2 separate regions of the Homo sapiens genome follow, and region 2 is linked to region 1. Evidence: read pairs that join two places in POLR2A ChIA-PET (ENCODE). Cell type or tissue: OCI-LY7. All regions are shown on one strand. Each heading gives the region's core, and the rest is flanking DNA. Links, peaks and the distances in the headings are about the cores only.

Evidence for each region. ChIA-PET counts read pairs that join two places held together with the same protein. Peaks named below come from ENCODE experiments on the same cell type or tissue, not always from the same donor. Only the 100,000 strongest peaks of a DNase experiment are listed, where the experiment ranks them.
Region 2: POLR2A ChIA-PET joins it to region 1 with 5 read pairs; 7 of 35 experiments call an interaction of 5 or more read pairs at or near these places.

The regions. Positions count from the first base shown.
Region 1 is chr3:10,007,523-10,010,882 of GRCh38, reverse strand. It overlaps a transcript of EMC3 not described here. Among named protein-coding and RNA genes, the nearest start is that of FANCD2, 17 kb to the left of the region's middle. RefSeq lists a silencer at 1,613-1,822. In OCI-LY7, for the core only: no CTCF peak of the experiment used is centred there; a DNase peak (open chromatin) is centred at 1,692; H3K4me3 peaks cover 861 bases.
Region 2 is chr3:10,129,531-10,137,071 of GRCh38, reverse strand. LOC124906357 (small nucleolar RNA U13) reads right to left here and starts at 3,687; the gene lies at 3,584-3,687. In OCI-LY7, for the core only: no CTCF peak of the experiment used is centred there; no DNase peak of the experiment used is centred there.

The sequences.
Region 1 (3,360 bases), core at 735-3,234:
ACCGAGTGCGGCCGCGTCCCCTGCGGGCCACCCATCAAGGGCATAGGGGAGAGGCTCCTCAAGGCGCAGTGACCAGCCCTGCCCCGGGCTGACCCTCAGGGTGGGGAGGGGGCACTAACTCGGGTCCTCTCCCCCTAAGGCTCCTTCCTCACCTGGGGTGAAGGGCTCCCAGTCCTAGCACCTCAGGGGCCTTCCTGTTTCATTCATGCCAACAAGTGAACATTGAGCATTTGCTGTGTGCAGGGACAGAGAAGACAGACACGCTGGCCACTGAGTGGGGGAGGGAGTCTAGTCTATCAGTGCAGAAAACTCCCCATAGAGGTGGGGGCTATGACGGAAACACCAGGAAAAGTGATGGTGGAAGATGGGGGTGACCTACTGCAGATGGGGTGCTCAGGGAGGGCTTCTCTGAGGAGGTGACATTAACTAGATTGACAAAAGGGATGATCAAGGCCTGTGAAAGTTTTTTTTTTTTTTTAGACGAGTCTCGCTCTGTTGCCCAGGATGGAGTGCAGTGGCGCGATCTCGGCTCGCTGCAAGCTCCGCCTCAGCCTCCGGAGTAGCTGGGACTACAGGAGCCCGCCACCACGCCCAGCTAATTTTTTTGTATTTTTAGTAGAGACGGGGTTTCACCGTGTTAGCCAGGATGGTCTCGATCTCCTGACCTTGTGATCCGCCTGCCTCGGCCTCCCAAAGTGCTGGGATTACAGGCGTGAGCCACCGCGCCCGGCCGAAAGTCTTTTAAGATAGGGAAGAGCAGTGCCCAGTGGGGTGTCCCAGGGATAAAAATAGGGCAGTAGGTGAAGGCGGGGGGTGTGAGCCAGGCAGGCAGGGGGGACCAGACACCATGTGATGGGTGCAGGGGTGGGACCCACGGAGGCTCTGAAAAAGGCCTGGGCCTTAGAAGATGGGGAAGCAGGAGGACCCACTTAGAGGCCTTCACAACCTTCTAGGGCACAGGCCAGAATGCGGTATAGGTTTCAGAAGGGGGCTGGGTCCCTCACGCTCTTCTTGAACCGAAAGGGCTCCAGGTTCTTGGGCCCTTTCCACGCAGACATGGTTCTGGGGCCCCGGCTACACAGACACCCTTCTGATGGTTGTCGTCTGCAGCCAGACAGGGGGCGTGGGCTGACCCGCCCCTTCCTTTGCCAAGTGGACAGATGAAGGGAGCCTCTGAGGGCAGGATTGCTGGACTGTGAATTGGACTGGGAGTGTAATCCAAACGCCCCACGGGCCCCGCCTCTTCTCTGGAACTCGGCTTCAAGAAAACTGGGACAAGGGATGGCAAGAGCAGCTCTCAGGGCCCTTGCCCCTCCACCCCGTGATGCTTCTAGATGGTTCTCAGGGGCCACCTTTTTCAGGAAGAATTCTCGGGTTATAGGAAAGTAAAGGGAGGAATCGTGCTTTGAGTGGCACTTTGATCAGGCTCTAGACTAGGTGTTGGTTTGGTGGGGTTTGCTTTTCCTCCCGCCTCATACCCCTTCACAAAACCTGAGTCCTGGCTAGGCCGGGAGTGAGATTCCTGTTTCTAGATTTTCATCATTCCGTGTTGCACAGGAGGAGGTCTGGGGGGAAAGGGGACAGATACTAGCAAGTATATAGAAGATATATATGCACCAGGCTCTGGAGCAGCTGCTGACATCTGGTCCAGCGGTCATGGAGACAGGGGCGGGACCAGGTGGCAGTGACGCAGCGGGGGGCGTGGCTCCCAACGGCCAACGGCCCCGCCCAGGCTGGGCTGAGTCGGAGCCGGAACTGGGAGGTAGAGCCAGAGACCCGTAAGCGGAGCCGAACCCCTATGAGCTTGCCCAGTAGGGAGCTCAGGATCCCCAAGATTGGACAGGCAAATAAGCTTAGTGATAGTCCCACCAGTCTTCCCGAGAGTCACGGTAGGCATCCGCTTCCCCTGCCGGTCCCCAGGCCTGCTCTATCAGGCAACCTTGGGGACGGACTCAGGGCTGCATTTCCAATGCTCTGCAGACACACCTCGGGCTTGAATCCCAGGGTCTCACTGATTGCACAAATACTGATTGAGGGCCTCCTGGGTGCCAGAGATGTGTGGCTGTCAGGGAGGCAAGGTCCCTGTTCCAGTAGGGGTGACAGGTGTAAAACAGGATGACTTCAGAACCTGAGAATGGGGACAAAGCAGAGTACTGGGAAGTGGCTATGTGGGTGCGGGGCAGCCTGGGACGGGGTAAACAGCAAATCTTTGCCATCTGTTCCTGGCCAGATTTCGCTGGGGATGCTACTTGATCTCTCTTCAGCCTCAGTTTCCTCACCTGGACAGTGGAGCTGAACCCACCCCCCACTATCTGACCCTGCTCTCTGGGCTGTCTTTTGGGAACCCGCCCTGCTGAGGCCTGCTCCCCACCCTCCATGGCTGTCAGCCCCCCAGGAGAAGAATGTCTGCCATATGGAGGCTGCTGGCAGCAAAGGGAGATGAACAAGCCAAGGTTGCCCGGCCTGCATGCCGGCCCAGGTAGACACTTGAAAGGACCTTCTCTGTTTGTGGGTTTTTGCCCTGGTGCCTGGAGCCCCTTCCCTATAGTCCCTTGACCCAGCCCAGCTCTATGGGCTGGAAGCCCTGGCTTCTGAAGAGGAGATGTCAAGCTCTACCACAGGTCACAGCCAGAAAGAATTCTGGCCTCGTCCAGTGATAGTAAAAGCCACGCCTGGGGAATGTGCCCTCTCACAGGACAGCACTTCCAGAGGGGGCACAGCAGCAAGGTGGAGGGACAGACTCTGATGGGCCCTTGGGGAGCTCAAGCAGAACCCACAGGGGCCCTCTTTCTGGGGGTACAAACTGGCATTGGGTGGAGGGACATCCAGTATTGACACCTGAGGGACCTTCATCCCCAATGTGGATTTAAAGGACAGCAGCTCACTGGGGAGACAAGGAGCCCTATAACACTCCCACCCTCTCCTGAGCCTGCTTCTTGCTTCCTGGTCCTGTTCTTTATTGGGGAAGGAGAATCTTATCTGACTGGGGGAACTCCAGGACTGACCCTGGCCACCATCAGTAGTGGGTAGGGTAACCAAATGTTCAAGGTTGCCACACTCAGATGCCGGCCATGCACAAGGGTGGGGCCTTCTGGACCTACCTCAAGCTCATTAGGAACCCACAAGGAAGCTCCTTGATGGGTGCTGATGGGCATCTGCACCCACAGATTCACTGCCAGACACGGACAAACCGGGTTCCTGGGAAGCTGGAACCTACCTTATGAAAGCCCCCATTCCCACCACCCCCTCCATCCCTCAGGGCTGCTGCTGTGTCTTGCCATCAACCCTCCCCTGACACCCAGGATGCCTGCCTCACCCAGAAGCACTCCTACGTCAGGCCTCTGAGGGGGAGCGCTTCAT
Region 2 (7,541 bases), core at 3,010-5,509, 120 kb before region 1:
CCACCTCGGCCTCCCAAAGTGCTGGGATTACAAGCGTGAGCCACCGCGCCTGGCCTGGGGTTTTGTTCTTTAAAAATAAAAAAATTTTAGCCATTCTAATTGATGTATAGTGGTATCTTATTGACGTTTAATTTGTACTTCTGAGAGGTGACAATGTGCTGGCAGCCCTCGCGGCCCTCGCTCACTCTCGGCACCTCCTTGGCCTTGGCCACCACTCTGGCCACGCTTGAGGAGCTGTCCAGCATGCGGCTGCACTGTGGGAGCCCCTTTCTGGGCTGGCCAAGGCCAGAGCCGGCTCCCTCAGCTTGCAGGGAGGTGTGGAGGGAGAGGTGCGGGCGGGAACCGGGGCTGCCGTGGCGCTTGTGGGCTAGCACAAGTTCCGGGTGGGCGTGGGCTCAGCCGGCCTGCAAGCCCAGGGCAGTGAGGGGCTTATCACCTGGGCCAGCAGCTGCTGTGCTCAATTTCTCGCAGGGCCTTAGCTGCCTCCCAGCCGGGCAGGGCCCAGGAGCTGCAGCCCGCCATGCCTGAGCCTCCCCCCTCTTCCGTGGGCTCCTGTGCCACCCGAGCCTCCCCGACGAGCGCCACCCCCTGCTCCACTGCGCCCAGTCCCATCAACCACCTGAGGGCTGAGGAGTGCAGGTGCAGGGTGCGGGACTGGCAGGCAGCTCCACCTGCGCCCCGGTGCAGGATCCACTGGGTGAAGCCAGCTGGGCTCCTAAGTCTGGTGGGGACTTGGAGAACCTTTATGTCTAGGTAAGGGATTGTAAATACACCAATTGGCACTCTGTATCTAGCTCAAGGTTTGTAAACACACCAATCAGCACCCTGTGTCTAGCTCAGGGTTTGTGAATGCACCAATCGACACTCTGTATCTAGCTACTCTGGTGGGGACTTGGAGAACCTTTGTGTTTAGCTCAGGGATTGTAAACACACCAATCAGCACCCTGTCAAAACGGACCAATCAGCTCTCTGTAAAATGGACCAATGGGCTCTCTGTAAAATGGACCAATCAGCAGGATGTGGGTGGGGCCAGGTAAGAGAATAAAAGCAGGCTGCCAGAGCTAGCAGTGGCAACCCGGTTGGGTCCATTTGTATGTCGTGAGAGGTTTGTTCTTTTAGTCGTTGCGGTAAATATTGTTATTGCTTACTCTTTGGGTCCGCATTGCCTTTGTGAGCTGTAACGCTCACCGTGAAGGTCTGCTGAAGCCAGCAAGACCACGAACCCACTTGGAGGAACCAAAAACTCTAGATGCAGTGCTTTAAAAGCTGTAATACTCGCGGTGGTCTGCAGCTTCACTCCTGAGCCAGCAAGACCACGCAGCCACCAGAAGGAACAAACTCTGAACACATCCGAACATCAGAAGGAACAAACTCTGGACACGCCACCTTTGAGAACTGTAACACTCACCGCAAGGGTCTGCAGCTTCATTCTTGAAGTCAGTGAGACCAAGAACCCACCAATTCTGGACACACTTCTCTAGTGACTAACAATGTTGAGCATCTTTTCATGAGCTTGTTTGCCATTAAAAAATAATCAAGCTGGCCAAGTGCAGTGGCTCACGTCTGTTAATCCCAGCACTTTGGGAGACCCAGGTGGGAGGATTGCTTGAGCCCAGAGTTCAGGACCAGCCTGGGCAACACAGTGAGACCCTATCTCTATTTTGTAAAATAATTAAAAATTTAAAAAATAAAGCTAATGTATTTATTACTTCAGTTTTTTTGTGGTGAGAACATTTAAGATCTACTCTTTTGGCTGGGCACGGTGGCTCATGCCTGTAAGCCCAGCACTTTGGGAGGCCAAGGTAGGCAGATCATCTGAGGTCTGGAGTTCGAGACCAGCTTGGCCAACATGGTGAAACCCTGTCTCTACTAAAAATACAAAAATTAGCCAGGCATGGTGGTGGGTGCTTGTAGTCCCAGCTACGCGGGGGGCTGAGGCAGGAGAATCGCTTGAACCCAGTGTCAGAATTAAAGGAGAGAAACATGAAGGGTGGGTTGACAGTCAACAGGTTTATTTCAAACCTGGGAGGGATTTCTGACCAAGTTAGGTCAGAAGCTGCACAATCTTACAGAGTTTTTAAGGATTCAGGGTGGGAGAGTTTATCAGAGGCTTCGACTGCTTCTGTGTCTCTTCGTTGTGCTTACCTGGGCGGGAGAGTTGTCTGTTCCCGTACATCTTTCTGCAGCTGCAGGCATGTCCCCTGAGTCTGCTTTTAGCTTCCCTATCTTAGTGCACCTGAGGGAAAGAAATGTGCCTATTAAGGCCCACTGTTTTACTGGGGCACATTGTATGAGGGTGAAGTTTGGCAGTTACCCAGTTACCCAAGTAGGGGGAAAGTAGACTTTCCCCCTACTTCCCTCTGTGCCCAAGCTGTCTTATCTGTGTTTTACTGTCTGCTCTTTCTGGCTGCTTGTGGTTAGAAGAGAAGTGATTTCCTTGAAATGTATGAGGCTAGAAAGGGAGCTGGAACTTAAAGTGGTGGTGTTTGTCCAAGATGACAGTGCTCCTGCTCTGTCACCCAGGAGGCAGAGGTTGCAGTGAGTCGAGATCGCACCACTGCACTCCAGCCTGGGTGACAGAGCAAGACCCCGTCTTAGAAAAAAAAAAAAAACTACACTCTTAACAATTTTCAAATATACATTATTTATTAACTATAGTCATCATGCTGTATAACAGATGTCCAGAATATATTCCTCCCAACCAAAAGGGTGACTCGTACCCTTTGACCAATATCTCCCTGTTTCATCTCAACTCCCCTGGCCCTGGCAACCACCATTGTACTGCCTGCTTTTGTGAGTTCAACGTATTTTATTGATCGATTAATTGATTGAGACGGAGTTTCGCTCTTGTTGCCCAGGCTGGAGTGCAATGGTGCGATCTCGGCTCACCACAACCTCCGCCTCCCGGGTTTAGGCGATTCTCCTGCCTCAGCCTCCAGAGTAACTGGGATTACAGGCGCCCACCACTGCGCCCGGCTAATTTTGTATTTTTAGTAGAGATGGGGTTTTGCCATGTTGGCCAGGCTGGTCTCAAATTCCTGATCTCAAGTGATCTGCCCGTCTTGGCCTCCCAATGTGCTGGGATTACAGGCATGAGCCACCGCACCCAGCGCACATTTTCTTTATCCATTCGTCTGGCAATGGACACTTGATTCCATAGTGTGGCTATTGTGAATAGTGCTGCAATGAACATGGGAGTGCAGATATCTCTTCAAAATACTGATTTTCATTTCCTATGTATATATACCCAGAAGTGAGATTGTTGGATCACATGGTAATTCCATTTTTAGTTTTTCCAGGAACCTCCAAACTGTTTGCCATAATGGCTGTACTAATATACATTCCCACCAAGAACCTGGGAGGGTTCTGTTTTCTCCACGTCCTCACCAACACTTATCTTTTGGCCATTTAATGTCTTCTGTTGAGAAATGTCTACTTAGGTCCTTTGCCCATTTTAAAATCGTTTCCTTGCTATTGAGGTCCTTATATATTTTGAATATTAACTCCTTATTGGATGTATGATTTGCAAATGTTTTCTCCCATTCTGTAAACTGCCTTTTCACTGTTTTTTTACTTCTTCTCACATCAGATGGGCAATGTGTTGACATCATAACAAGGTTTGAGGGAGGCACACCTCACACATGAACATGAAAACCCACTCATCATGCTTATGAACTATGAAAAACTCTGTTGTATTTTGTTTGCCATTCTTGTTTTTTTTTTTTTTTTTTTTTTTTTTTTTGAGACAGACTCTCACTCTGTCGCCCAGGCTGGAGAGTAGTGGCGCAACCTCCGCCTCCCAGGTTCAAGTGATTTTCCTGCCTCAGCCTCCTGAGTAGCTGGGACTATAGATGTGCACCACCACAACTGGCCTAGTTTTATATTTTTAGTAGAGACGGAGTTTAGCCATGTTGGCCAGGCTGATGTCGAACTTCTGAACTCAGGTGATCCACCCGCCTTGGCTTCCCAAAGTGCTTGGATTACAGGTGTGAGCCACCGGGCTCAGCCTGTTTTTTGTCTTCAAGGTGTCAGTTCAAATATTTCGTCCATTTATTTAGCTGTTTTCTTACTGCTGAGTTTTAATAGTTCTTTATATATTTATTCAGGCCAATTGTTAATGCTTTTCAAATGCATGTGTATGTCCATAATGTATATGTGGTGATATATTACTTTTACAATGGTAAACAAACAAAAATAACAACAGCAACAAAAACCCAAACATCATTTCCATGTACAATACAATTTTGGCCTATGGTATCTTTATCATGCAGTGAAGTTGATACCACATTGCTCCTTTGTGTATGTTGTGTTTTCCTGAGGTTTTTCTGCAAATGTCATTCTAGTGTCTTTTGCTTTGAGAACATACAGTGAATAAATGACTATACTATAAGCTCCTTAAGAGTAGAAACTGTCTGTTTCTCATTTTATCTCCAGTGCCTCACACATAATAGACATACAATGTATTTAATGCTAATAAACAACTTCTTAGGCAAAATGTTTGTGAAAGCCACACTGAAGCATTTATCATTTATTGAATTGAAACATTTCATTTCATTTATTCATTTATTGAGACAGGGTCTTGCTCTGTCACCCAGGCTGAAGTTCAGTGGTGTGATCTTGGCTCACTACAGCCATGACCTCCTGGGCCTAGGTGATCCTCCCACCTCAGCCCCATGAGTAACTGGGACTACAGGCATGCACCACCACACCCGCCTAATTGTGTTTATTTTTTGTGGTGGCGGTCTCTCTGGGTTGCCCAGTTTGTCCTCAAAACTCCTGGGCTCAAGCAATCTTCCCATCTCAGCCTCCCAGAGTAATGGGATTACACGCATAAGCCACCACACCTATCCAATAAAATTATTTTTTTAAAAACTGTTATGGTTGGAAAATGCAGCTGAGGCACAATACAAACTTCACGCTTGATAGTCGTAGCAAGCTCAAAGGAGCCAAAGATAACTTTGTCCTAAATGCAAATGTTGATGCCAATGGATACCACCACTTAGATAAATGTAACGAACAATTGCTTTTTTGCACTCTCAAGGTATCAGTGAGATCCAGGGAGAGGCTAATAGAGGGCCGGTATGGTACAGAAAACACAAAACTTATTTATGAGACTCTGAGTGGCTCTGCACTGACCTGGGAATAAGGTTTTAGTTTTGGCTTTGCCACCAGGATGGACATGTCTGTCACTCAACCTGTCTGGGTTTGCTTCTATATTCCTAGAATGGCAGGGGCAGACTAGATTATCTCTAAGATTCTTTCTCACCCTAATGTTCTGTGAGTTTTAATTCTTGCTAGTCCTAATCTTTTGCCAATTTAGTGCACAGGGTGACTTTACTTTTTTTTTTTTTTTTTTTTTTTTTTTTTTTAGCAGATACGGTGTCTCACTATGGTGCCCAGGCTGGTCTTAAACTCCTGGCCTCCAGTGATCCTCCAGGGTAACTTTTCATTAGAAAATAAACCAGCCGGGCACAGTGGCTCATGCCTGTAAGCCCAACACTTTGGGAGGCCAAGGCGGGAAGATTGCTTGAGCCCAGGAGTTTGAGACCAGCCTAAGCAGCATAGTGAGACCCTGTCTCTAAAAACAAAAAAAACAAATAAATAAAGAAAAATTAAATAAAGAAACCCCAGCCTGGCCAACCTGGTGAAACCCTGTCTCTACTAAAAATACAAAAATTAGCTGGGCCTGGTGGTGCATACCTGTAATCTCAGCTCTTCAGGAGGCTGAGGCATGAGAATCGCTTGAACCTGGGAGACAGAGGTTGCAGTGAACCAAGATTGCGCCACTGCACTCCAGCCTGGGTAACAAAGAAAGACCCTGTCTCAAAAAAAAAAACACAAAAAACAAACAACAACAACAACAAAACCTGAGAACTCTAAATCAGCCTTTCTTATTGTATAATCTAGTTGACAGTCATATGGCCTTTAGATGTTAGTTGTTGTTGTTGCTGTTATTATTGTTTTGAGACAGAATCCAGCTCTCTTGCCCAGGCTGGAGTGCAGTGGCATGACCTCAACTTGCTGCAAATTCCACCTCCAAGGTTCGAGCGATTCTTATGCCTCAGCCTCCCGAGTAGCTGGGATTACAGGCACACATCATCAAGCCTGGCTAATTTTTTTTTTTTTTTCATTTTTAGTAGAGATGGGGTTTCACCATATTGACCAGGCTGGTCTCGAACTCCTGACCTCAAGCGATCTGCCCACCTTGGCCTCCCAAAATGCTGGGATTACAGGTGTGAGCCACTGCACCCAGCCATGAAGTTTTGAACAATTATTTACGGCAGCAATTGTCTGCAAACTGCCAGAGCAAATTTTCTAAATCATATTATCCAGAGGCAACTGGGGGCCAACCTTTTTTGCAGGCAACAGCATGAATCTGAGTATAAATACTGGGAAAGAGCCTAGAGATGAACAACAGGCTTCCTGTCCCCACCACCATGTTTATTTGTTTATTTTTTCTATTTTTCTTTTTATTGTAGAGACAGGGTTTTGCTGTTGGCCAGGCTGGTGTTGAACTTCTGGCCTCAAGTGATCCATCCGCCACGGCCTCCCAAAGTGCTGGGAGGCATAAGCCTCAGCACCCAGCCCCCACACCATGTTTTTGAGATGGTGTCTCACTCTGTCACCAAGGCTGGAATGCAGTGGCATGATCATAGCTCACTGCAGCCTCGACCTTCTGGGCTCAAGCGATCCTCCTACTTCAGCCTTCCCAGTAGCTGGGACTATAGGCTTGTGCCACCACACCCTCCTAATTTAAAAACTGCTTTTATAGAGGGGGGTCGCACTATGTTGCCCAGGCTGGTCTCAAATTCCTGGGCTCAAGCAATTCTCCTGCCTCAGCCTCCCAAAGTGCTAGGACTATAGGTGTGAGTCACCACGCCTGGCCTGTACTCTACTTAGTGTGGCTTATAGTACGGGCTGAGTATTATCTGAAATGCTTGGGACCAGAGGTGTTTTGGATTTGGGATTTTTTCAGCATTTGGAAATCTGAAATACTTTTGGAACAACCTTATATACGTACTCATTGAGCATCCCTAATCCGAAATACAAAATGCTCCAATGAGCATTTCCTTTGAGTGCCATGTCAGTGCTCAAAAAGTTTTAGATTTTGAAGCATTTCAGATTTTCGGAGTGGGGATCATCAACCTGTAGTATACTTCTTTAGCTTGGTGAAATAAACATGGGTAGTTAAAGGTCTGAGTAGCAAGAGTGGAATGACAGAACTGGGTACTTCTGTAACGATCAGCCAGACAATAAGCTCCCTATTTTTTCCTGCTTCTGAAATCCACTTTAACCATGTTGGCCAGGATGGTCTCGATCTCTTGACCTCGTGATCCGCCCGCCTTGGCCTCCCAAAGTGCTGGGATTACAGGCGTGAGCCACAGCGCCCGGCCCAAGCTTAATTTTTAAAGACAGACTGAAAACTGCTTTATTATCAAGGGACTTGCAATCTATGCCTAATAGCTCATGGGTTCAAACCTCTTACTTTTCAGCTTTTCAGTAAATAAGTGAATTAAACCAAATTATAGGGTAAAAAACAT